Linked DNA regions of Homo sapiens: region 1 is linked to region 2. Evidence: chromatin loops called from intact Hi-C (ENCODE). Cell type or tissue: heart right ventricle. All regions are shown on one strand. Links, peaks and the distances in the headings refer to the core of each region. The heading gives the core; the rest is flanking DNA.

Region 1 (2,919 bases), core at 186-2,685, 230 kb before region 2:
ACCAGATGCATGCATGCATGTTACATCTCCTAAGGCTGGAGTTGGAACGGCAGAGTAAAGAGTTTGGCAAATCCTCTCCCTAAAAGGTAACAGCAAAACTGGATAAAATGGTCAAAACCATCATTCCAGGACTGGAAAACAGCCAAAAGCAGACAGCATGTTGAGACATGTTTACTTAAGGAAAAAACCCCTGCATGAGAAATGGCATTTTTGCCTGGGCTTCTCATAGCCCCACTTCCCACCTCAGTTGTGTAAATCTGCTAGGCAGGGCATGCCATGGAGCCCAGCAGCTTTACTGCCCTGTGGGGCTGGCTGGATTTGAAGCAGGAATAGTGGCAATCTTGGGAAAGGTCAATATTGTAGCTAGCCTGATGTGGTAATCTGAGTTGGGCAAACATCGGACCAGTAGACTAGCCAGAAATCTGGGAGATTTGGAGAATGAGAACCATAGTGGGCCTTGATAAGTGCCCACATGTCCATGGCAGTCTGGAAGACCAGGTGCATGTGCAGGGCTGTGCACAATACCCAGGAGAGACTGCACAGTCCCCGCTATCCATTGAGTCAGCCTTGCATTTGCAGATTCAACCAACCATGGATTGAAAATATTAAAAAATGGCCAGGGGAGGTGGCTCACACCTGTAGTCTCTGCACTTTGGGAGGTCAAGATGAGCAGATCACTTGAGCCCAGGAGTTCAAAACCAGGCTGGCCAACATGGTGAAACCCTGTTTCTACATGAAATATAAAAATCAGCTGGGCGTGATGGCAGGCGCCTGTAGTCCCAGCTGCTAGGGAGGCTGAGGCAGGAGAATCGCTTGAGCCTGGGATGGGGAGGTTGCAGTGAGCCGAGATGGTGCCACTGCACTCCAGCCTGGGTGACAGAGTGAGACTCTGCCTCAAAAATCAATGAAAAATAATAATACATGGGGTAGTGGGGGAGCATGGAAAATGGGAAAGATTAATGGGTACAAAAATATAGTTAGATACAACGAATAAGATCTAGTATTTGATAGCACAACAGGGTGACTATAGCCAGCAATAATTAGTTGTACATTTTAGAATAACTGAGGGAGCATAATTGGAATGTTTACAACATGAGGAAACAATGAATGCTTGAGGTGATGGATATCCCATTTACCCTGATGTGATTATTAGATTGCATGCCTGTATCAAAATATCTCATGTACTCCATAAATATGTACACCTCAGTACCCATAAAAATGAAAATACAAATACACAATACAGTGTAACAACTATTTATATAGCATTTACATTGTATTAGGTATGATAAGTAACACAGTGATGATTTAAAGTCTGTGAGAGGACTGCACAAGTTATATACAAATACTATTCTATTTTATGTAAGGAAATTGAGCATCTGTGAGTTTTAATATCTGTGGGATCAAATTCTGGGTCCTGGAACAAATCCCCTGTTGATGCCGGGGGTTGACTATATATCTCTGGCTGAACATGAGGCCTTGTGCCTGTGCAGAGGAGATGTGAAACCTGACAGACTGTGAAAGCTGGGGCACATTTGTAACACTGCCTCAACTCCAAATGCATTCCCTAAACCACACACAAATCCACTGGCGAAGCGTGGAAGCCTTAGTGGTTAAAGGTGTTTAAGTACATTTGACCAATCATTGGCTGACCACATATGCTAACCCACAGGCAACCACTAGAGGAAGCTAGAGTTGAAAATAACAACAACAACAACAATAATAAAAACCCCAAACTGAACAGATACATCAGTGGCTGCACACTGAGGTTGAGACTGATTCTACAGGATTTGTTCAGTGAAGTCACTAAAACAAAAATACAGCAACAGTCCCTTGGGGGTAAGGGGAAGGAGCAGAATCCAGAGTTGCTACAATATTACATAAAGTGTCCAGTTTTAAAAATTATGAGACATGCAAAGAAACAGGAAAGTGTGATCCCTATTTGGGTGGTAAGTCGGGAGGAAGCTGGGAGGAAGCTATCAATAGACACTGTCTGATGGGGCCCAGATGTTTGAATTTAGTAGACAAAGATTTCAAAGCAGCTATGATAAAATGTTTAAAGACCTAAAAGAAACCGTTTCTTTTAATTTGATGTGACTTTTTTTTTTTTCTTGGAGTGACACAGTCTCACTCTGTCACCCAGGCTAGAGTGCAGTGGCACGATCTCGGCTCACTGCAACCTCTGCCTCCTGGATTCAAGCGATTCTCGTGCCTCAGCCTCCGGAGTAGATGGGACTACAGGCACATGCCACCACATCAGGCTATTTTTTTGTATTTGTACTAGATACAGGGTTTCACCATGTTGGTCAGGCTGATCTCGAACAAGTGAGAGGTGATTCGCCCGCCTCAGCCTCCCAAAGTCCTGGGATTACAGGCATGAGCCACTGCGCCCAGCCCATTTTTAAGAGCAATGACTCATCAAATACAGACTATCAATAAAAAGATAGGTATTGTAAAAAAAAAAAAAAATCAAATGGAAATTCTGGGGTTGAAAAGTACAATAACTGAAATATTTAGGGTTTAATAGCAGATTTGATTTGGCAGGAGAAAGAATCAGTGAACTTGAAAGGAGATTAATAAAACCCATCCAAATTGAAGAATAGAAAGAAAAGAAAATGAAGAAAAATAAACTGAAAAACAGACCTAAATTTGGGACTCATCACGCATACCAAATACATGTCATAGAAGTCCCAGAAGGAAAAGAGAGAAAAGGGAAGAAATATTTGAACAAATAATAGCAAGAAAGTCCCAAATTTGATGAAAAATACACCAGTGAAGCACAACAAACTTCAAATAGGATTAACAGAAAGAGATCTATAGCTAGATGCATACAGAGTTGAAGGACAAAGATAAAATTTCAAAACAGCAAAGAAAAAAAAAAAAAACCCACAACCTTATCACATACAAGGGAAGAACTACGTT
Region 2 (2,919 bases), core at 298-2,797:
TCAACTTGGTTGCTCTCCTAAACGGAGATCTTAACCCTAGGGCCGGTTTGCAAGTCGGCTGCAGTTAGCTGTTATCTAAGGAATGCTGGGAATGCTGGTAGGGGCTAGGCCCACGGGGCAGCTCTGACTCCTCCCCATAGTCCCAGTGCTTAAATTCCAAGGTACTTAGCTTTTGCTGAAATGCTGGGGCAGGAAGTCTCCCAGAATGCAGTGGCTGTGAACAGCAAGGCTAATCCCATGGGAATGGTGGCTGTGTCTACCTGTGCCAGCAGTTCCCTGTAGCATCTTCTTGTTGAACCCACTCCAGTCACAGGAAATAATCAGAGAGCTGATTATGCTATGCAAACAACCAGGGGTTGTGGCAGTCTACAATTTCCAACCACTTGTCTAAAGCGTGATTCAGAGGGGCAGCAACCAGTCCTGGTCACCACAAGCTGTTACACTTTCTGCAGGCTGGGTATGCAAAATTTACCTTTCTTTCAGAATATACTGTATAATTTTACTTGGAATTCTTATTCTACTCTCACAGCATGTTCCAGATGTCACACAGCATGAGGAAGCAAGTGCTCTCCAGCCCAGGATCTGATAGCACCCACATCTTTGAGGACTGAGGACAGAGGGCATCAGGAAGCCCTGACAACTCTGGCACATCTGCCACCAGGTGTGTGGTGAGGTCATGAGGGCAGACACTCAGGCGCTACTCCTCTTCTTCTCCTGGTTACTCAAGAAAGCTACTCAGTACTTCCATACCTGAGTTTCCTCATCTTCAAAAGGGAGGTTACACCCTCTAAGCCGTGGCATTCACCAAGAGGCTGGGACATTATTCTTAGAAATACACAAATACACGCACCCTTTTTTCTAGTATGGGCTGTTCTTAAAGGTATGTGTCACACTGAGTCAGCAGGCTCCTGGGTCCATAGGCAGGTCAGCAGTCTCTGACACATTCTCCTTCAGCTCTTCTGACAGGTAGACCTTCCATTTTTACAGCTTTATGGAAGGATATTTCACAGACCATAAAATTCAACACTGAAAGGGTAAAGTTCAACGCTTTTCATTATTGACACAAGCAGATCTTGACTGTCACAGAGAGAAAGATAAAAAACATATTAGCTCCTTTCTCTAGTGGCCTGCATCCTCTGTTCCCTGCCATCTCTTAATCTTTCCCTCCAATAATGTTTGCCTGGGCATCCCCTCTAACCCACAGCCACTTTCAGACCCCTCAGCAGCACCTCCTGGTGGCCAGCAAGCCTTGGAGGGAGGGAGCCGCCAGCTAGTGCAGCAGTTAGCTCACCATGCCAGGACCCACACTCCCCCCAGTGGAATAAGCTCTATGCTCAGACAACAGACTTAATGAAAACCAAAGAAACAAGGATAAAAATGAGGTGAAAGAAATAGAAGTGTTTTTGTGAACTTTTAAAGTACAGTAAATAAGTCTAGAGTTTATAAGCAAAAGCTGATATTTTTTTAAAAGAGCTTTACTGCATAATCTTTATCCTTATTCCCACAAGCAGTCAAAAATCCCACAACCACATGAACCTATCAAATAGTAAAGAAGCATTTGGGAACAAGAGCTAGGCGCAGAAGCTCACACTTGCAATCTTAGCACTTTGGGAGACCGAGGCAGGTGGATCACCTGAGGTCAGGAGTTCAAGACCAGTCTGGCCGACATGGTGAAACCGTCTCTACAAAAAAATGCAACAAATTAACCGGACATAGTGGAGCATGCCTGTAATCTCAGCTACTCGGGAGGCTGAGGCAGGAGAATTGCTTGAACCCGGGAGGTGGAGGATGCAGTGAGCCAAGACTGCGCCATTGCACTCCAGCCTGGGTAACAAGAGCAAAACTCCATTTCAGAAAAAAAAAAAAAAAAGTATTTGGGGACAAGAAATGAATTAATATGTGTGACGGACAATGACTTAATAATACCTAATCTGGTTCTACTTTCTTCATCTTGATTTCTACTTTTGATTGCTTCTTATTGTAAGGAATATTTTCAAGACATATTTTCTGTTTCTCATTTATTTTTCACTGGTCATATTTTCTAATCCTGTCTTCACTTTGGTGTCTTCTCTGGATTTTAGTAGTGAAAATGACTGACACGTTTTGAAATAAATGTTAAAAAGATAAAAAGAAAAACTCTTGCCTGAAAAATTACCCTAGTATTCAAGCTACTTGTGTAAATTACAGAAATTTAAAAAAACTCTAGATAATATAATTATCAGATAGAAGTTCTACAATGAGTACATTTGAAATTATTAAAGACCCAAAGAAATAAAAATCCCAGGGAACAAAAGGTAAATACAAAGCATAGAAAAACATGATAGTGAGGTGGGTGCATCACCTGAGGTCAAGAGTTCAAGACCAGCTTGGCCAACATGGTGAAACCCCATCTGTACTAAAAATACAAAAATTAGCTAGGCGTGGTGGCGCATGCCTGTAATCCCAGCTATTCAGGAGGCTGAGGCAGGAGAATCGTTTGAACCTGGGAGGCAGAGGTTGCAGTGAGCTGAGATCACAGCACTGCACTCCAGCCTGGGTGACAAAGCAAGACTCTGCCTCAAAAAAAGGAAGGAAAGAAAAATATGATAGAAATATATCCAAGTACATCATAAATCACAAGTATAAATAAATAAAATGTGTCCACTTAACTGGATGAAAATTTAGACCATGTAAAAAGAAAAGTAAACCCCACAAAATCCATAGAGACACATGCAGATACACAGAGGTTAAGAGAAAAAGAGGAAAAAATAAATATACTGGAGGAATTTAGATTCTGAGACTGAAGGATGAGATAATTCAGATTAACTCCCCCTCTGAACACAACTGGAAAAAATATAAAGGATATTTTCTTGAAGGCATTATAGAATCAAGAAGATGGTAAAGAATGGCCAAGCCAAGATACTGGAAGAATGGAGGTCT

Evidence for each region. A loop is a pair of places that touch in the nucleus more often than their neighbours do. Peaks named below come from ENCODE experiments on the same cell type or tissue, not always from the same donor. Only the 100,000 strongest peaks of a DNase experiment are listed, where the experiment ranks them.
Region 1: it touches region 2 in a loop (2.7-fold over the local background); 6 of 110 quality-filtered maps call a loop at or near these places.

Annotation. Positions count from the first base shown.
Region 1 is chr15:29,691,048-29,693,966 of GRCh38, forward strand. No RefSeq gene overlaps it. Among named protein-coding and RNA genes, the nearest start is that of LCIIAR, 18 kb to the left of the region's middle. In heart right ventricle, for the core only: CTCF peaks have their summits at 1,671 (motif pointing right) and 1,877; no DNase peak of the experiment used is centred there.
Region 2 is chr15:29,924,761-29,927,679 of GRCh38, forward strand. It overlaps a transcript of TJP1 not described here. Among named protein-coding and RNA genes, the nearest start is that of TJP1, 100 kb to the left of the region's middle. RefSeq lists a silencer at 1,126-1,420. In heart right ventricle, for the core only: a CTCF peak has its summit at 1,259 (motif pointing left); a DNase peak (open chromatin) is centred at 1,261; H3K27ac peaks cover 804 bases.